2 separate regions of the Homo sapiens genome follow, and region 1 is linked to region 2. A link is an interaction called in ENCODE POLR2A ChIA-PET data of the cell type or tissue named here. Cell type or tissue: A673. All regions are shown on one strand. Links, peaks and the distances in the headings refer to the core of each region. The heading gives the core; the rest is flanking DNA.

Region 1 (10,976 bases), core at 3,013-8,012, 73 kb after region 2:
CAGAAAAAAAATGTTCCGCGTCTCTGACTATTGTACCCATCAGTCCGATGACATACTTACAATGAATTGTAGCCTAGAAAAGGTGCAAGTATAACATCAGCCAGAATGAAAGGCATCATTTCATTTATATTTAACTTTTCCAAAACATGACTTTTCTTGTTTTTTCTGAAGAAAGCTTATCTGCCAAGGAATGAGCAAGGGTAGGAACAATCTACTGTAACAAAAAGAAGGTTGTTTTCTTAGCATCAATTGTGATGTATGCATATTTTTATATTTAAAATGAAAGCATTAAAATTATAGCTTAAATGATTAAATATTAGTTGACCCAAAATAAAAGAAATAAATTCACCAATTGTAGTTTCTCAAAGCTGAGAGGACTATTTCTCATCCAGAACAAAAAAAGGCACCATTTGTTTGATATCATTTTGATGAATTATTAATTTTATCACAGCTAAGATGACAGCTAATATTAGAACATTGAATTATTAATTTTCAAATGTGCAATAAAAAAGCAGAATAAACATAAACTGAGATGTGTTTTACGTAAGGGTTACATTGCTTACTTATTCTATTTAAGAAAAATACCAAAGGAAACCGATGAATTAAAAATCTTGTCAACACTGCTGATGAATTCTTTTACTCATTACTTTACATGCCATTTTAAAATATGAAGCACAAATAACATTATGTATTACCTGATAATAAATGTGATTATTGAGCATTAAAGATATATATTATCCATATTACAAATCATCTTTGTGTGGTTGCTAGTATGATAGTGAATTACAGAGCCATAATAATAGTGAGAAACATCTGTGGCCTTAAAGGATTCACCTCTAATCCTCTCAGGATTATTTTACTGAGAGAGGCAAACTATTTCTTCAGAATAGCTTTGAGTTATTTTTTAGCAATTTTTTTTATCATGACAGTTATTTCTGTTACCTCACAGTCTAATGCTCAGAGAGGTCCCAGTCTTCTTCAAATGTATAGTGTTGGTGAAGTTTCAGTCCTAAAATAAGGACAGACTCTCTACAGTTCCATTGCACTAGGGGCCATTGCTGATTGTTCTGTCAAATAGCGCCTCATAAACATCCCCTAGACTCTTGAGCCTTCAAAGCCTTAACACTTGATTCCTAAATATGAAAATATTTCCATAGCGTTGGCATCATAGGCACTCAAGCAATGCAGAACAGAGCCACTGCTCAGAGCACAGGGACAGTTAGAGGAGATGGAGAGGAGGCTGTAAGGCAAACAGACTGGTGGATAATTTTAGGACATAATTCCCTGGTGGGAGAAATAAAGCTCTCATTCATCCCAGAGTTCACAAGGATTTAATCCAGATATAAGGTGAATTCACTTCCATCAAAAAATGTATTCCCTTATTATGACATTTTCTACTTAGGTAGAAGGATCAGAGAGTATGAAAAAGAGGGAGTTTCACAGTAGAAAGACTTTTTTTTCTTTTCACTGGAGCAAGACCCCAAACAGGAAATGATATGATTTATACCTCATCTAATTTAGACAAGAATGATTTGAGCCATAAATGCATTTGTGATAATAATATTTAAGGCAATGATGTTTAGTCACTAGTTTTACACACCACCATTGCCACATGTGCCCTCACTGAGGGTTCTGTGTAAGCTGTCATAAGACTTATTAATAAATTATAATATGCTATTTAATAATTAAAACATATGTTTTATATGTTAGAATACCCATCATCAAGTAACAAATTTCCTAATAAGCCAACTCACAAATGAAACAAGAAGATCTGGTCTTTTGTTCTAGGTCCTTCTATTCCCATAAGTTCTGTAAAATAGATTTTATATATGTAACTATTTTTTTTGAGAGATTAAGTAACTTGCCCAATATTACATCACTAGTAAGAATTCAAATGCATTTCTGTGTTAATACAAATCTCATTTTTCAGGTAATACACCTCCTTCTTGAAAATATACAATGTATTTTAGGCCATTAAAATGTCTGAGAACTTTTATGATATTGTATATATTTATATAACTAACTAATAGAGTTCTCCCAACAGTCCTATGTGCTATGTACTATTATTATCTCACTTTTACTTGCATGAAGGCTGAGACATAAGAAGTTAAATACATTTCTGGTTACTAAAAGGGCTAGACTTTGGACTCAAGGTATTTGACTCTCTCAAACAAGGTGTTATATTACATTTGTGTAATGGAGTAGATTATGTTAATATAGGTATGTATAACCCAACACACTAAACCGAAAGTGTTGAAAAATTAGAAGCAAAAGAGACAAACAGGTTCTGTGACTCCTGGATTCATCAGGAAGAAGAGATTTGAGTTGCTTTCTTTAAACAGAGAAGAGTTGAGTCAGCTTTCTTTTAGAATGTGGTGGGTTCTCTCTACTTTTCTTATGCTTAATTTCCATTAATTGGCTCCCAACCTCTCCTCCTCTTCCTGGCCTTCCACAGAATGGAGTCTATAAGTAGCCCAGAACACTGAGTGCTCCTGGAAAGACGTGCAGCCCTTCGTTACCCTCACGCTGATAGGCTCAACACAACTTTATGCCTTGAGACCATGAGGATCAATCTACTCATGCTCTTTATTGATGTTTATGTCCGTTACCATGATAAACCCAAATTCTAATTCCCTGCCTTCTATTCCACACATCTCTGTGTGTCTGCTCCTATTTCTACCCCTTCCTGACGCCTAAACACTCTTCCACCTTGCCCTCTTTGACTCATAGCAAGTCTTCCGTGCACCTCCCCATAGATCAATCCTAATCTTCTTCTTTGAATATTCCCCTCACCTTATTGTTCTAAAAAAAATTCCCTTTATAATTCTCACCTGTAGGTACTTTCTTCTCTTCAGCTCTCTCAATTGGTGCCTGATTTTGCTCCCACTCTTCTCCTATTATTGAGTAGGAAGGTTGAGTACATGTTTTCCTTGCTCAACTACTACATCATTTTCCTCCGAGAAAACACCCAGCTTTCAGCTTCAAATCATCAGACAACCCCACCCACTCCTCCTCCAACTCGCAGCCCTTTACACAGATGTGCTGGGCCACTCTCATTGCTTAAAGGTTTAATTTCTAAGTTTGCTGATATTTTCTCCAGGAATACTCCTAACATAGTTCCTGAGGAATTTGATATCTGCAGATTCATAGATGATCTTTCTGATTCCCTGGCCTCTTCATTCCTTGGCCTCTGCCTTTCCTCAGACACTCACTCTCAAGGTAATACCCTAGACCTTACCGTTACTAGTAACTCAATTTCTTCCAGAATATCATTTTAAGCCTTTCACTCTTGCAGAACCATGGCCTTTCCTTACAACTGGTTTCTCAGTATCAGCAGTGCCTCAGATATGCACACACACATACATATTCCACTCTTTGTCTCACTTTATAGAGGCACAACCTCAGCTTCCTTCCTTTAATGCAGAGCTTCTCTTCCATTATCTATCATGTTCTGCTCATCTTATCACAGCAGTTTCCATGCAGTATTATACAATAGCCTGTTTATATTCCCAACTATACTTACTTTCCTTAAGAGAAGGGGGCATTCCTGTATTGTTCATTCTTGAATCTCTACAATCACAGTTTGCAGTCCATACAGTAATAATTAATGAAACTTTTTTGGGTTCACAGATTTCAAGAACACTTTTGCTTTAGATTGGCAACTTTGTGATTTTTGATAGTCATATGGATTATAGTTTCACAGTAAGAGGATCGAAGGGAAAAAGCCATAAATTATTCAGAGAAGAGAAGAAACTGTTCCCTTTATATGTATATGGCTTGAGGCATGAACCAAGGATGTTTTTCTGGCACTTAGTGTTTATAGAGAGGTGAGGAGAATATGGGCCAAGGACCTTATGGAGAGATGATACTCCCCTTTTCTGCCTAAACAAAACAACCCTAAGTATATGTATCTATACCTCTTAAAGGCAAATTGAACCAATATCTAGCCGCTGGAAACAATCATCTTGGTACTTTTACTTTGGAAATTCAGTTAGTTATCCATGAGTTTGTTCATCTAGTTATTCAAATTCATTTTCAGCATGTATTCACTCCTTACTTATCAATACCACCCTTCTCCCACCCCTAACTTATTTCCATGGTCTCATGGTAAGCAGAATGTACTTTCCCAATCTTTGACTTGTTTTGAAAAATTAGATAATCGGCGAATGTATGGGAGCCTTGAGACCGGGCTTGCATTGTTGGGCTTGTATTCTTACCCCTCTGCATTTTGGTAGGAAAAAAACATGTTTTAAGTATATATATACTTTTGGTCCAAAGAGGATCAGAGACATGTGGAACAGAGCTGAGCCAAACATACCCTTGAAACCAAATCACACCAAGTCTAGCCAAGATCAGCCCAACCATAAAGACCTGTAGGCTGTGCCTGAGAAATAGCTGTCATAAGACATTGTGTTTGGGGATGGTTTTAATACACAATTATTGTTAAGAGAACTAACTGCCCTTTTTCCCTCTCTCCTTCTCAAAAATTTTGAAAAGAATTGGGGCTTGGTCAGAGAAGGAATTTTATTACTTCTATGTTCCTAATGTATACCCTAAAAGTAGTACTGTCCTTATTGCTATACAACTACAAAATGGGAAAATATTGGGATAAGACACCTATTGAGTCTTTAGTTTGTGTACAAGCCTATTAGATATTCCTTCTGTGAAATTATAATCTGTACATAGGTTAAAACAGCCAATGAGGCTTCCACTTCAAATAGAGACTCAAATTATTCCACTTGTCACCAAACTCCACATGGATCCTTTGGAACTGGAGATCAAGGGAGTGAAAACACTCAGTTGGGACTTATAAACATTGCCAGTTCCTGAAGCTGCTTGCTACACTCTGGGAGTTCAGGAATATTTCAGGATAATAGCTAACTGCATAGAAATCTAAAGGTAAAGACTAAACTCCTCTGGAACATCATGCAGTCTTTGCAAGGGCAGCCTATCATGTATTTCCTCAAACACATTTGGTACAACTTTCTTGAAGCCGTGCAACCTTTGGCCATGCAAAGCAGGATGTTATTATTTTTTTTTTTTTTGTATCTGCTGCCAGAGGCCTGGAAGACCAACAGCCTTAAAGGAAGTGTAAACATTTTTTATTTAGCTAAATAAAGTGTGAACTAAAGTTGCTATATTAAAGATAGAGCCAAGATAGGCACACATACAAAAACACCCAGCCATCCTCTGGTGCTCTGAGCTTGAAAGCTTAGAAGACTTAAGTTGACAATTGCATCAGCCTGTCTTATTGTACCATATAAGGCATACATTAGTGGAATTTACCGTTGCTGTGTGACTATTGTATTTTTAAATAGCAAACACACATTTACATAGCTCTTGTTCTATGTGAGATACTGTTCTAAGCATTTTATTAAGATAAATTCCTTTTCAAAACTGCTCTATAATATCCACCCAACAACAATTAAATATGCATTCTATCAAGCGTACATAAAACATTCTCCAGAATGGATCACATGTGAGGCCCCCAAACAAGTTTTAATACATTTAAGGAAGTCAAAGTAATATCACATATCTTTTTCAGTTACAATGGTAAAAAGCTAGACATTAATAACAGGAGGAATCTTGGAAACTTCAAAATAACACCAAGGGAAGTAATCTTATTATCCTCATGTAACTTATGATGTAACTGAGATCCAAAGAACTTAAGTGATTTGCCCAACATCATGCAGTAAATGGTGAAAGCAAGATTTGATTCCACAATCTGTATTCAAGAAACTGAAAATCTTTGCACAATATATCAATGCAAAAATAAAGCTGTAATTTTTTAAATGTGATTTACTTCAGAATTATGATTTTAGGTCTCACTGTGTACACAGCTTGGTAAAAACAAAATAATTAAAATGTTAGGATTATTTTATCCATCTTCATTGATTATTCAGTCTTATTTAAGCCTAATTAGAGAAACCATTTACCTTTTACCATGCATATCTTAGTTACCTATTATGCATTCATCATACACATATAGAATGCTTTCATGTATGAAGAGGAGTTAGTGTAAGGCAGGGGAGAGAAGAAGAGTTAGTGTAAAGCAGGGGAGTAAAGAGGAAAAAATGCTACTCCAATTAAGAAAACTAAATTATACAATTGTTATTTTAAAAATAGATCAATTTTTAACTACTATAAAGTCACATGGAAGATGGGAGACAAGATGAATTCAGTTAGGCTTTAGCAATAATTGCTATTATCTTCAGGTCATTTTGGAGGCTTAGCTCTATATAGTACAAGAGCATCCTGTAAGTAATCCATTTATAGGTGGTGGAACATTCAGTATTTCAGAAGTTTTAACTATTTGTCACATGATAGGTAGTTCAAAGAAAAAGCTACATAGTTTGGAATATTCCGGATGTATTTATTTCTTTGAGGTCTGATCTCCTATCCCATATTGGATGAATAGATAGCTATTAAAATGCCATGATGATTTGAGGAATGTCAGAAAACAATAATTAATAGCTAAGATTTATTGAAAGCTATTTTGTGCTGAGCACTGTTGCCAGCATGTTGCCTGTATTTTCTCACTCTTTACAACCACCCAACAAGGTAAGTGCTGTTATTATTGTACCCATTTTATAGGTAAGAAGGTTGAGGTCAGATGGAAGATAACATGATCCTACAGTTAGTAAGGATATATACCCAACCAATCTTGTTCCAGAAACTGTGGTATTAAGCTTTTCCTTCCTTGTTCCTTTCCCCAAACTTTTTTAACCCCCTGTTCCTTGCTAGAGGAGCTTCATTTTTCAGTGACATTGCTTTAAAACTATGGCAGAGAGGTCTATGTGAGATGCAAATATTTCAGCTGGGAGAAGGATGAATAAGAAGCGGGGCATGCTATAGTAGAGGACTGACTTGGTATAAGGCACCAGGGCCACCAGAACCATGGAGCAGGTAGAAAAATCATGGTAAACCCAGGGCCCAGCTGAGAAAGAAATGAAGCACAAATGAGAACAATTGATAAAGGCAACTCTATCTATAATTCCTTCCATGCTGTCCTTAACAGCACTGAAGTCCTTTCAGGCAATATGCTTTGGCTTAACTGGGTTCTAAGCCACAGTTCTCAGCTAGTCTGGTAGTTGATTGTAGCCTCATCTCTATTACCTGAGGTGGACAGGAGTTTTCAGCCCTTAGCACATTAGTTACACCTGTGGGGAATTCAGGACACCTGTCAGCCAAGGGAACTGGTTGTTCACCTGAAACTACTCTCTGACCAGGCTTACACATTCTTTATGACACTACATTTCCCCCGATTCACAACCATATTCCAGCAAGCTCGTCCCTGTGGAAATGAAGCATTGCTTTGAACACTACATTGCTTATTTGAGCCAGACATCTTTCAAAGAGTAACATTGTCTTTGTTTGCTGTCTCATCTCTTTGCACAGCTAAGCAGCTACCAGAAATCTGCTCCGATCTTCCTCCAAACAAACCACCTCAAAACATGAGATCACCTCACACCTAAAATTCTGAGCACTGCTACTACTTAACAAATATTATTGTCTTGCTTTACCTACCAGATCACTCCCCTTGGAAAATAAACTACCTAGCATGTCATCTGGGTTCTTCAAGAATATCTGAACATGTGTTACAGGGAACGGCCATGTGGGTTGTCCTATTTTCTGGATACTGATTGCTCTATTCCATTTTCATTTCCCATACCTCTCCTAGGCCTTTGTTTGGGTCACAGAATATCTTGAATGCAGAGCTCACACAGGTTGTGATAGGCTTTACTTCTATCACTAACTGGAAACAAAGAAAATCTACACTGAAGGAAACCTTTTCAAGTCGAACTTCTGTCAAGCAATTGGAGGAGCATGTGGTTTTGTGGTAAGATTTGTCAGAGAGAGTTGTGGAAGTGGCTAAGTGTTGCAAGTGGTAAATGACTACTTCAATGCCCACATACTGTGTGAGTGGTGCCTGCTCTTTACCCCATCAGTTTCTGATCTCCGCTGAAGCTCAGAAAGAGATCGTCACTTGTTAAACACAACCATATCACAAGCCATTTTTAATGTTTTAAAAATTTATTGCTACATGTGGAATAAATATGCCATGAGCTATTAAAAACTTTAATTTTCCATTAAAAAGTATTGAAGAAAAGCTTATTCATTTGACCAGCCCAGAAATTTTTAGTATAGGATCTCAAGTGCAATTATTCTTTCTCTTACAGGTGCATTCAATAAATATGGACCAGTTCTGTGCTAGGAGTTTAGGATACATGTTGGTTTATAGTCTAGCTGGGACAAAAAAAAAAAAAAAACCACAGAGTAAGTTTTCTGATAAGCAAGTTAAATCACACATGACAAGCAGGCAGAGGAGAAAACCTGTGTGAGAAAGTCTGGCAAATCGGAACAATTGAAAGAAATTCAATATGGCGGTGGAAGAGTGGCAAGTGATGACATGATGATCCGAGAGAGAGAGAGAGAGAGGTCAGATGACACAAGTCCATAATAAGCTCTAAATATTTTCCTTGTCATTAAGAAATTATTGTAAGACTTCAAGCAGTAGCATGAAATTATAACATTTATGTTTATTTTCAAAGGATTATACTGGTTTCAGTAAGAGAATAAACAGGAGAAATTAGGAGACAGATATGGTAGTTTTGATTAGGTTAGTGACAGGGGGTAGAGAGAGAGTTAAATAGTGTGAACTGGAAAATTGGACAGAATTGGCAACTGTTCAGGAAGTTAAATATCTTAAATACAATAGCTCTCCATTCTCATTATCTGACTAAACATACCTCACCAGCTTCAGCTAAAAGCCATGTGCCCCCTCACTCTTTATGCTTCAACCACAATGACCTACAGTTCCTCAACCTCAAAAACCCTTTGCTATGTCTTTTTTAATACATACTCCTTTTGGCTAAGAATGCCCTCTCCACTGGTCCCTACAATTTCAGGTCTTCCTTCAGGACCTATCCTGAGCCCCTAATCTAGGGGCTGTTATATCTAGGGGCTCTTCCTGTTATGTATTCCCATTGCCTACTGCTTTCTTTTTTGGGGTGGTGGTGGGGTGGTGGGGAGGGTAGTAGTCCCTTCAATCACACTAGAATACTTTGGTATGAGGTGGAATAATCTCTCTTTTATTATAGTAGGGACTTTGACTAACTTTCTCTTTGCTGTATTCCCATTGCCAGGACACTGCCTACACATACTAGGCACTCAATATATATTTGCTAAAAAAATTAGCAGACTCAGATGATGAATCTTACTAAGTCTGCCTTAAAAATATGCACATCCTTGTAGAGTCAGTATGACTAAAATATTTAGTCTCCTTAGGTTTCTGCTGGAAACCCAACGATGACTATCTACTGCTTATAGGTGACACTTATGACCACCAAATTGGTAGCATAGACAATTCGGTCTAATTCCAGTGGTATACACAGTACCATAATTTGGGTAGCTTTTAAGAGTACTGATGCCCACCTCCTATACTAGAACAATTGAATCAGAATCTCTGAGGTTTGAGGTAGGCACTGGTATTTTTAGATTATCCAAATGACTAAAATATGCATGAGAGATTATTACAGTGTGATGTTTACTCAGCTCTACCAGCTAAAATACCGTAGATGTACAGATCTGATGTTCAAATACGTTTCTATAGTCTATTAAACTCACTAAACCAGGGACTGCATCATTATGAACTTTGCAATTCATTTGTTCAATTTCCCAGAAGCATTTATTGCGTACCTGTTATGTGCCATTTTTACATTAAGTGACAGAGATGCAGACATTTTTAGGACTGAGGGTCTTTAGAAATAGTATTTATTTCCTACCTGAAAAAAAGCTATGGCTCCCAGATCCATAAAATATCTGACTTGTATGTACAAAATCACTTGTTATCAATATTTTCATTGACTTGACTTTGAAAACCCTTGTTTTTATGTTTTATCTTCTAAATCAGTTATGCTCATGTTTATTTTTTCTGCTTACATATGTTCTGCCACATTTCCACTGAGCAGTAGAAGATACTACTTTTTAAATGTTATTACAGCTTTTTAAGGGTTATATTAGACATAGTCATGGAATAAAAGAATGTCTGCTAAGATTCATCAGCCTGCTCCTATGAATTTTCTCCTTATTCATATTACAGTGGATGATACATATTAATTACTAGACACAGGTGTTTTACAGGAGGAAAAAATGTTTTATGCTTCTTCACAGAAACTGTGTCTATTAGAATGTGAAGAAGAAACAATTTACCATCATTTTGGATGTCTTTCTCGCACTGCTATGTAGAATTGAGAGGCACTTCCTCACCTTTCCCAATTATTTGCTTGTGATTTCACCCTGTTGGAGAAATTCTCAGGTCTGTTTATCATTCAAAATCTAAGTCTCATTTCTTCAAACCTTTTTTTCTTCTTTAGGTCATGTGGATTCGCTATATGGAATATGATTGAAGGATGATTATAATTACAGAAATTATAGGTACTAACTTTCCATATTTTTGGGCTTTATACAAATTTCTGCAAAGTTCCAGAGAATTGCCTTTACCAATGAATGTTTCCTAAAATGTGTTGTCTATTCATTATCTCTTCCTTTCTTCTCTACATCTACTATTAGTAAGAGTTCTAATATAAGAGTGCTGCAATGATGATATATAAATGACAACTCAATTGAACAAAACTATTCAATAAAATGAATTTGCATTTAAATATCATATTTTAAGAGATAAAAAAGTTTATGATAATAAAATGGGAATGCAGTCTACTACAGGGAAAATAACTAGGACTTAGAATCTGTAACAACCAGAGACTGAATCCTGCCAATTACTTTATCAGAGGCTTTGGGCTAATTACCTCAACTTTCTTTCCTGAACCTCAGGTTAGTCATCTGTAAAAAAACAAAAATAAAAAAATTTTAATAACGACATGCAATATTTTCAATATGCAAAATTATAAGTTTAGGAAAAAATTGATTTGAATTGTTTAGGAAGATCTATTTTTCTACAATTGTGGTAAAACAAT
Region 2 (10,976 bases), core at 2,207-7,206:
GCAAAAAATAGTAAAAATATGAATGTGATTCCACCTAAATATTTTCACAGGTACTGACTTTTTGCTTCATTTGCATTCACTTTTGCCAATGCATAACTATTTTTATAAGATGCCACTTTTCAGGAAAACAAAGTTGTCATGATTAAATTTTCAAGATCTTTTACAGGACAATTTTAGAATTTAAAAGGTAAATATTGAACACTATTTGAGCATTCATTGTTTAAATTTCTCAGTTTTCCCTTTGTCATTACAAGTATAAATTTTAATTCTTTTTTGTTTGCGAGGCTTGTTTTTCATTATCCTATATTACAAAACTGATCATTCAAAATGACAATTTCTGGGGCCTCATTTAAAAAAATACTTTAGGGAGGACTTCCAAATGATTACTAAGAGTAATATAAAATTATAAAAGTTTTAATACTATTTTAGAATATTTAGGTTTTCTTATAAAGCAGCTTTTCAAAGGCTCAAACATTTTTAAAATCGATTTGTTGATGGACAATGAAAAAAATTTATTGCTATTTTTTATATAAAATTATCGTTACTCATCTGCTTCATCCAAAAAATTCTGTATTTTAGTTAGTCCTGAGGTGTAGAAATTTTTAAAAATTATAAATTCTGACTACAGATACTTCTATTTCAATTGGAGATTTTCATAGTTTGGAAACAAAATTATAAATTATGTATGCAACCTAGCCAATTCAAGTGTATTTCTGTTCCAAATGTTTCTTAATTTAGTAAGAGTATTTTTTAAATGATAATTTCCTTTACCAATATTTATATTTATGTTATAATTACAGAACAATTTTATTTTTAATTTTAACTTTTAATTTTAATTTTTAATTTTGATTCATTTTAGCAAAGCGAACTACTCTAAACTTCCCTTTGATTTTATAAATTGGATGAAAATACTGATTATGGGAATTAACTTGTCCTTTTGAAGGATCTTTCTTCATATATATACATACATAATATTTTCCTACTGTAGTGCTTGTTGAATTTATTACCCATGTACTATATTTAAGGCATTCTAAAAATGCTTGTCCCAAAGGCAGTCAAAGATGGCTTTTTAGAGGATGCAATGCCTAAGCTAAGTCTTTTTTTGTTTCTCTGAAGGATCTAATCAAAAGAATACAAAACTACCATCATTTCACCATTTACAAAGTTCTTCTGTTAATAGAGCCAATACATCAGCAGATATCATTTCCACTTTTGTATGTACATAAGAAAATTTGGTCTGAAACCTGAGCAAAATTAATGAAAAATATTAATTTGAACTAAATGGAAATCATTGCTTTTATAATGATATGCAAACCTGTCTTCTTTAGTTATATTTGTTAAATTTTTGTCTTTGGCACAGTCATCTATGAACTGACTCTGTCTCAAAAAAAAAAAGAAAAAAAAGAAAAGAAAGAATGAAAAAAAAAACTAGGACATGGCTAACAGGAATGGGGACAAAGAATGTAAGTTTGGCATCCCCAAGCAAATCTGATAATATAATCCCCCCTACATAAAAGTCACTATTTTTTCTTACTGTCTGTGCATAGATTAACTGAAACATGCATGGGTCAATCTAAGGAAAGAAAGAGCACAGTCTGGGTGTGGTAGCACACGCCTGTAATCCCAGCACTTTGGGAGGCTGAGGTGAGACAAGAGGATTTCTTGAACCCAGGAGTTTGAGACCAGCCTGGGCAACATAGGATGACCCCATCTCTTAAAAAAAAAAAAAAAAAAGAAAAAGAAAAAAAGAAATTATCCGGGCATGTTAGTGTGGCCCTGTGGTTCTATGTACTCGATGGGGTGAGGTGGGAGAATCACTTTAGCCTGGAGGCTGAGGCTGCAGTGAGCTATGATCACACCACTGTACTCCAGCCTGGGTGACAGAGCAAGACTACCTAGACAAAAGAAAAAAGAATGATCACAAATTACATTAATCATGCATGCATTTTCATGTAACATATTTTAATGCTGGTTTGCCTGTGTGTGGGCAAATACCAAATTTGGGGCTGGCATGACTCTCTCCACATAGTCTAACCTGTCTCCTTCCCTAGCCACTTACTCTTCTTCATTCCATTAGCTGAGAATGCAATTAAGCATTAAGTCTGAATATTTTGTGGTTTTTAAGCATGCCTATTTAGAAGAGACCTAAGAGCTCTACCTTTTTGCTATCTGATGCTACATATAGGGGAAAACAAGCAGATGTTGCTGACAGTGTCAATTAAGGAGTTAATAAGCAAGGAAAGTCCGTCTGTGGCAAATCTGGGTTGAACATCATAGGATCACATTAAGTAATATTTGTTGAGCACTGCTATAAATGAGGCATTATCCAGTTGTTCTGATACAGTGGCCCTGGGTCAGTCCTGTCATCTCTTCAACTGCATTTTCTCTTCTCTTAGACATGCAAGGTCCTCATGATTGTCTCAAAACTATATAGAATTGAGAAGGTGAGCAGACATGAGTACATTTAGAGAAAAACATGGCTTGGTCCTAATAAATGTTTAGTGAGCTTGACCATTAATATCTTTAACATTTTTTTCTTTCTTTTTATTCCCAGCTGCACTGATGAGGAAACTGAAACAGAAAATCCAGAGTAAATTCCACCAGGCCACACAGCAAGGTCTGATAGAGCCAGGAGAGACTTTATGAAATCCAGACTCTCACACTAATGCTCTATCAGCTAGACCTCCATGTGAGTCTCCCCAATGTAGGTAGGAAGTGCTTTCCCTAAAATGCTCATAAAGCAAATCAGAGCAATGCTGCATTCCATGTGATTTCTAATTTGAAATGCAAACAATTGCCAATTTGTTTGACTTGTATTTATAATTATTTCCTTGTGAATTACTCATCACTAAATGCTTTATAAATATTTTCTCTTTTTTTCCTCAATGTCTATGGAATGATCACAGCATAGAAAATGTTGGCTTTCAAGGATTTATTAATATCTCCTTTTGAAATAACATGTATTTGTAAGACAGAATAAAATCACTTTAAAGAAACAAATCTTGAATTTGATTTCCCGTTCAGACAATGACTTATTTGATGTCCTTAATAAGATGAACTACATAGTGACTTTTATTTAAAGGATCCATTATATAAGAAGTAGAAAAGTAAATATGCACACTTAGATGAGCACGGCCTTGCCAACAGCTCCTTCTGATAGATTTTTAGACTTTACTAAGTTTGTGTAAGCCGAAGGCATCACACTGTATGCATTACTGAATCTAATTTCACTTTTGCCAATAACAAAAAAAAACAAGCTAGTGGCATAATATGGCAGTATGCATCATATGCTTACCATAATCTCAAAATTTAACTCTTTGTAAAGAACTGAGCCAATTATTTCTGTCTTTTTGAGCATGAAACCTAATTTAAAGCATTTTTCTAGATGATAAAATAAATACTCCTTTACTCAGAAACTTAACAAATCCAGAATAGAATACAGAACTCAGTAGCTAGATTCAGAATATTGTTCATACTATTTGCTTGGAATCACATCAATATCACGTGATTTTCAAGGAAGAAAAATAAACAGTAGTTCCCCGCTTTTTTGGTCCTGGTTGCTCCCAACTGGCAATAGCGTATGTGTGTTTTAGTCTGTGCTTTGCAAAACTTGATGTGAATTCAAACCAGCACAAATATTAAAAAGTGCAATTTCCACTTTTGAAAACAAAATTTAGAAATTGTTAAATATTAGCAATTTGTTTAAGCAAGGGAGGAAAAGGAACCATTAGAAGAAATTCAGAGGCATTAAAAGGGTCACAAGGATTGACTTATGAGATCAAACAAACAAAAAAAAACACACAATGCTAGATCTGTTGCTGGACAAAACCATGGTAAGCCAAAGCTCTAATAGTGATATATACAGTCTGGGGAAAGCAACTTCACATTTTGGTGTAATTGAGGGAGGAAAATGACCCAGTTCTACTTGCTAATAATAAGTATCATTAGGTAAAGGATATAGTAATTGAAAGGCAACTCCTCAGATTTAAATATTATTTAAAGTATCTTTAAGCAAGTAGATAAGTATAGCAACAATCAAAAATGCTTATTCAACTCAATTCCTACTTTCCCTTCCCAAATCTTAAAATTGATAAAAAACAAACACACAAACAAAAACAAAACAAAACAAAACAAAAACAAAAACCAGAGAAAGAGAGAGCTAGTTGGATACCAATGTCTGAACTCCATACCCCAACAGGGACCTCGTTTTGTATGACTGCCACAGAAACGAGCACAGAGAGGGGCAAGATAATGTAAGGAACAGGGTAGGGGAGGAAAAAATGGCCGTTTTAAAAGGAATGACAAGGTTGGGTGAAACATAAAAAGCCACTCCATAGCCAAGAGAGATTAAAAAGAGCTCAAGAGGGTCATGTTGCTTCCCATTTCCCCTTACCTGATTCTTGCTGCCACTCCATTGGTTAAGTTTTACAGGTTGCAGTAACTGGCAAGGAAGAGGTGTGCCTCTCAGCTGTTCACAATGCAGAATCTTGAAAAGGTCAACATAGTAGCAGTATGACAGGCCATGTAAGTCATTATGTGCTTTATAATTCATTTGTAAGTAGAATGAGAACTGGAGCAAATTAAATGTAAACTCTGCCATAGGACCTCTAAAAACATGTTAGTCATATGGAAAGCTAGGTTTTGTTTTCTATCTAGAAAGACAAACAAATATTTCTTCACAAATGTGTTACTTTCCTGAGGAGAGCAGAAATGGGAGATAAATCCATTTGCTGCAAAGTGGTTTAAAGAAAATATATTGGCAGCAGGAGGAAGGTGGTTTAGGGAGATGATATGTAATAGAATACATATACAAGTACTATGAGCGTTGAGATTCAGGTTAGTGCTAATTAGACATTTCCTGATCAGTGAAAATCGTAAGACTTTCAAAGTCCTGTATTTTAAGAAATAGTAAAATCTATCAGGTAAGATAATATATTTATGACTTACCGCAGTATTTTTGTGATGGTTCTGTTCTTTGTGAAGCCTTATTTTGCATTGAAATTGGCACAATTTTACACCGTTAACCAAATTTTCTTTTAATGGAAACTCACACACACATAGCACATTCTTTAGTACTAAGATGCTAAAGTTGCTGAACATGCTACAGGTGATTATGAGGCAGTAGTGAAAGAGTTAATTATCCATCATTCCTCCCCCCTACCCTAGACATCCCACTGTGCCTCTGTTATAGACTTAGGCACAGTTCCTAATGGCAAAATCTATTAGAATGCACAATATTCTCCCAAGGGAGCTGGTGGAAGTTCTGTCACTTGAGACATTTAAAACTACACTGGGTAAAGCACTAGAGAGCTGTGAGTGCATGTGTTCCAACCCTCAGGACAGAAATCATGACCTAATGGGTGATTTCTATCCCTTAATGTCTCTGATTCGCTGGGTGTTTTAATAGCTCCCTCATATTTAAGTAGATGACCAACGGTCTATTTTTTTTTAATGGAACTTGAGTTTGGTCTGTAAAGTGTCAAGACAGAGGTGACAAAACAAACCACAGGGGAATGGAGGAAGCCTCGTGGAAATTTAGTTGGTTTGAAGGAGGGTTGAGCAAACACAACAGTGTATTCGGGTTTAGCAAATGCCTTGACTTCTTTTTTTTTTTTTTTCAAATGTTTTCAGTTCAAGGAAACCCAAAACACATTTGGCTAAACAGTTTTTCCTTAATTTTCAAACCCATGTGTATTTCAAGGGAAATTTAATCCATGTGTTTCTGATTCATTTACACTTAGCTCATCAAAATGTGGTTTCATAAGACCCATTTGATGTCTAAGAAGCCTTGTGAGCTTTTTTTTTTACAAGCTTTTTTTCTTTGAACCAGGAAGTTACATTTTGCCAAGAGTCAATGGAACTTCAACCAGAAAAGAATCAGTTTTGTTTGGGATCTTGGAATCCTCAAAGTTGGTGGGAGCTAATGAGCCGGGAGGGGAGGGGAGGAGAAGCTGATTCAGAGAGCAGGAACCTTCCCATTTCTAATATGTTATCTGTTCAGATAACTTGAAAATCTAATTTTCTCTCAGTTTATAGTAGAAAATTCATCTTCAATTTTTGAAAATCTTGTGGAAAACATGAGCATGAATTTTATTACAGGGTCCAATGCTGTCACATGATCTGATAATCATCCACTAGTGAGTCTGTGGGTGATGAGTATCAGAGCAGTAATGACATACTTATCTTAGAGGCAATTATTAAGAAGTGACTCACAAAAGTGTTTAGATTGGCCATTTTTTTAATATTTAAAAAAGCTTCCTCTGCCTGGTTGTTGTCGCTCTGTGCACAACACTACTGGTTATTTAAGAAACAAGACAAATAAGACTCAGTGAATGTGCTGATTCAGGTGCACACAATCCCCTATCTCATTGCTGGTGTTGCTAAAGAGCATCTGGGGTAAGGAAACATGCATCCGGTCCATCCGTCAAGAGTCCATGAGAAAGCCAACAATGTTTGCACCTGCAGGATGAATTACATCTTTGGTGAGTGTGGGAAGCTACATAATGAGACAGCTGAGTGGCTGACATTTCTTTTTTCTTGCTCCTTCTGCACCTTCTTTTTGCACTACCTTCATTTTTCCCACTTCCTCTCCCTTTTCCCCACCTTTATACAATCACCACCAATAATGGAGCAAATGTGGCACATCCATCCAAGGATGGGTTGACATGGTTTACACATTGCTTTCATTTGGTTGTTCTTTGGATGAATTCTTCCTTGAGAACAAGATAATGAAAACCATACGGTCATTGAGCACACAATCTGCCTTCACTTTGGCTGTTCCCTCGCAGCCCGTTTCATTTTATAAAGCCTGGTCCCTGAGTTTACGCCAGTAGAAGATCCCAAGCAGGTGGAATCCTGCCCCCTATGGGCTTGCAGAATTCAGCAAACACTGTCAGTTTAGCTCTTGCCTGTCACCCATACATCAGAGAACTTATTTGAATGGAACATCTCTTGCTAGTCTGGTAAAGGTTTAGAAACTTGGCCTTCTAAGTATTCATGTAAGTTCTGTTCTGGGACCTTCATTGTAGGAACTGAAAATGAAAGAACCAAAATAGATATCAACAGATAATTAAAGGAACGTTTGGAAGTTTTTTACCTCATGCAAACCTCAAACTCTGAACCACTACTGCCTAAAGGAAATAAATACTGTGTTATGGTGAGTGAAGGTAAAGGTGTACTTTATTTCTTGGATGAGTTTTGACAGTGTAAAACAAAATGATAAGTTTTTAACTATGGCAGAAAGTTCAGACAACAGGTGTGAGGGAAAAGAATTATTCATTGATTCAAAGTCCCATACAAGTGAGTGAAATGGCTAAAAGCAATAAAATTACAGATGACGTCTTTGGAATTTAAACAAAAGAAGTTTATTTTCACTTTCTAATTTGTAGCTTGCTTTTATAGACACCAAAGAAACATCACAGAAATATTAAATTATTCTCTGAAAATACAAAGATAAAAACTATTGAGGTTTAAGATAGAAGATATTTTCTCTTAAAATTGGCTATGATACTTCTACACTGATAGAACTTATGAAAATAGCCAATCTATTATGACTAATTTAATTTTCTTTCCCAAAGATACATAATTCAGAATAAAAACCGTAATCAATGCCCAAAACACAAATCTCATACATCTTGCTAATGCTGGAGAAATAGTGTCAAGTTCTTTTTCAGTACAAATATATGCAGTACTTTTACTATGTTTTGTTTTTAATTCTCAGAAATCCTTATTATTAATCAAGCAAAACAAGCTTTTTATAATATAGAATTATCCTTCCGCTGTAAGAGTAGAAGCAAAGTAATTCAAAGTAAAATATGAAAAGTGCTATAATTTAGTAAGAGATGGAAAGAAATTTAGAATAATTTTGTTCAAACTCATAATTTTATGATTGAAGAAACAAAAATCCAGAGTGTTTAGGAGTTTGTTCAAAGTTCAAAACCTGGAATCTCTAAGGTTGGATATCAGAAGTCAGCTCTAAATACAAGTTCAGTGCTATTTTAACAATCAATAAAATTTCTAAGAGCAATATATTCCTGAGATGGAACACATCAGAAAAGACTATAGGGATTCTTTGAATTTGGAAAGTTCTTACTAGGTAGAAATTCCAATAAATACAACAGATTAAAATGGAACTCATTCACTGAGGTGGAGTTGGAAACCCTAGGGTCTCATTTGTTAGCTCCTCTCACCCACTCCTTCTGAGGGCCCTCTGAATACCTTGTAAAAACTCCAAGAGTTTCTTAGGACACTGTCTTAAAACCACCAATAATATTCCCAGTTGTGGTGAGTAGACTCAAAAGTGACCCCAATGACCCTACAAAGTACCACAGACTGGGTGGCTGAAACAACAGACATTTATTTTCTCATGAGTCTGGAGGTTAGAAGTTTGAGATCAAGGTGTCAGCAGAGTTGGCTTCTGAGGCCTCTCTCCTTGGCTTGTTGATGGCCATCTTCTCTCTGTGTCTTCACATGGTCTTCCTTCTGCACTTGTCTGTCTCTTAATTTCTTCTTGTAAGAACACCCATCATTGCATTAGGGCCTGCCCTAGTGACCCCATTTTAACTTAATTATCTGTTTAAAGACTTTATGTCTGAGTTTAATTAAGCTAATACAACAAAATACCTTAGACTGGGTAATTTATAAACATCAGAAACTTATTGCTCATAATTCTAGACACTGGGAAGTCCAAAATGAAGGCACCAGCAGAGTCAGTGTCTGGTGATGGCTCACTCTGCTTCAAAGATGATGCCTTCTCAAGTGTCCTCACAAGGTGAAAGGGTGAGGCATCTCTCTGGGGTCTCTTTTATCAGGACAGCAATCTCATTCACAACAGCAGAGCCCTCATGACCTAATCATCTCCCAAAGGTCCCACCCCCTAATATCATCACCTTGGTGAGTAGGTTTCAATATATGAATGTTGTGGGTATGCAAACATTCAGATGATAGTACCTTATCTCTAAATACAGTTACATTCTGGGGTACAGTGGGCTTTGACATATAAATTTGTGGGTTGTGGGGAAGCGGGCATTTTTCAGCTCCTAACACTCACCTTTCTATATTATCCCTTTGTATCATACCCTCCCCTTGGGTGGGAAATTTGACTTGATTCTAATCTATAGAATATGACAAAAGTGATAGGAGTCACTTTATCACTTCATGATTATGTCACATGATAAAATAACCTGTCTTGTTCTAGAGATTTTCTGTCTCTCTTATAGACTTTGAAAAAGTGAAGTGGCCATGTTAGGAGGCCCAGATGGTAAGGAGCTGAGGGAGGCCTCCAGGAAATGGCCAGCAAGAAGCCGGCTCCCTCAGCCTTGTAGCTACAAGAAAATGAATTCTGCCAGCAATCTGAGTGAACTTGGAAGCTGATTCTTCCTCTGTCAAGCCTCCAGATGAGAATCTCAGTCACAGCCAACACCTTGACTGCAGTCCTTAGCAGAGGACTCTGCCAAGCTGTGCCAGGACTCCTGACCTGCAGAAATTGTGAGGTAAGACATATGCATTGTTTTAGGACACTAAGGTTGTGATAATTTGTTACTAGTATGGAAAACTAATACCTAAACTCTCAGAGTGGTTTTGGAACCAGGCTGTGGGTGCAGGCAGGGGAAATTTTGAGAAACACGATAGAAAATGCCTAGATAGGGCTGGGCGCAGTGGCTCACGACTGTAATCCCAGCACTTTAGGAGGCGGAGGTGGGCGGATTGCCTGAGCTCAGGAATTTGAGACCAGCCTGACCAACCCAGTGAAACCCCGTTTCTACTAAAATACAAAAAATTAGCCGGGAGTGGCAGTGTGCGCCTCTAGTCCCAGCTACTCGGGAGGCTGCAGCAGGAGAATTGCTTGAACCCTGGAGGCGGAGGTTGCAGTGAGCCGAGATTGCACCACTGCACTCCAGCCTGGGAGACAGAGCAAGACTCTGTCTCAAAAAAAAAAAAAATGATAATAATAATAAAATAAATAATAAATAAAAATAAAAAAATAAAGTAAAAAGAAAATGCCTAGTCTTGATAAGATTGTTAGCAGAAACCTGGATATTAAGGACACTGTCAATGAGAGCTGAAAAATGAAGTGATGAGCATGTTATTGAAAATTGGAGGAAGAAGGATCTTTGTCATAGAGTGGCAGAAAAATTAGCAAAATTGTCTCCTACGGTTACACGGAAAGCAGAACTTGTTAGTGATGCATGTGGTCATATAGCTGATTTCCAAGCTAAGTGTTGAAGGTGCTGCCTTGTTTATTCTTGCTGATTATAGTAAAATGTGAGAGAAGAGAGATAAATTGAGGACAGAACTACTAAAAAAAGGAACCAGGACTTGATGATTTTGAAAATTCTCAGTCTCTCCAGATGGCAAAAAAAAAAAAAAAAATTAAAATTAAGGGATTTGCTGTCAAGAAAGCTTGCTCTGGAGAGAAAGCAGAGGATGTGACTCTACAGTCTTTTACTAAAGCCTCGGAAAGATTAAAAGGTTAGGGTATTCAGTAACGCAAAGGGCTCTTTCAAGAGATTAAGGCTGTGCCTCACAGATTCTCCCAGTCAAACCGTAAAGGTTCCACTGAGTAAATGGTGGTGTGCTTTAGTCATTTTAGCAGGATGCCAAAGAAGAGAAGGGATTTACTCAAAAAGATCTGTGGGCCTGGCTTTTGTCTAATGGAATGAACCCCTTTAAAATCCACAGGAGACCCACAAAGTACTTAAGATAATTGTTTCAATGAAGGTGCTACCAGCTTGGACTAAAAAGGACAGAGTACATGTGAAAGGAGGCTGTCAAACTCCCAAAATTCTACTGGCAGGAAATACTGATAAAACTACTCAGCTGCTACCTTTTATGAAAAAGGAAGGGTGACTCAGAAAGCAGAACCAAGAACTAAGAAGGCGGAGCCTAGAGCCGCATGGAATTATCCTTATGTCTTGAAACCTCTTCCAGAAATCAAACCTTTGCCTGGCTGGATATCACGGCTGCCATGGAGCAGT

Evidence for each region. ChIA-PET counts read pairs that join two places held together with the same protein. Peaks named below come from ENCODE experiments on the same cell type or tissue, not always from the same donor. Only the 100,000 strongest peaks of a DNase experiment are listed, where the experiment ranks them.
Region 1: POLR2A ChIA-PET joins it to region 2 with 9 read pairs; 3 of 35 experiments call an interaction of 5 or more read pairs at or near these places.

The regions. Positions count from the first base shown.
Region 1 is chr2:145,251,505-145,262,480 of GRCh38, forward strand. LOC100505498 (a long non-coding RNA gene) reads left to right here. Exons shown (of 8, transcript XR_923410.3): 7 at 7,682-7,840; 8 at 10,377-10,976. Among named protein-coding and RNA genes, the nearest start is that of LINC01966, 380 kb to the left of the region's middle. In A673, for the core only: no CTCF peak of the experiment used is centred there; no DNase peak of the experiment used is centred there.
Region 2 is chr2:145,179,650-145,190,625 of GRCh38, forward strand. LOC100505498 (a long non-coding RNA gene) reads left to right here. Exons shown (of 8, transcript XR_923410.3): 5 at 2,555-7,156; 6 at 9,219-9,491. Among named protein-coding and RNA genes, the nearest start is that of LINC01966, 300 kb to the left of the region's middle. In A673, for the core only: a CTCF peak has its summit at 6,874; DNase peaks (open chromatin) are centred at 5,252 and 5,772; H3K27ac peaks cover 990 bases.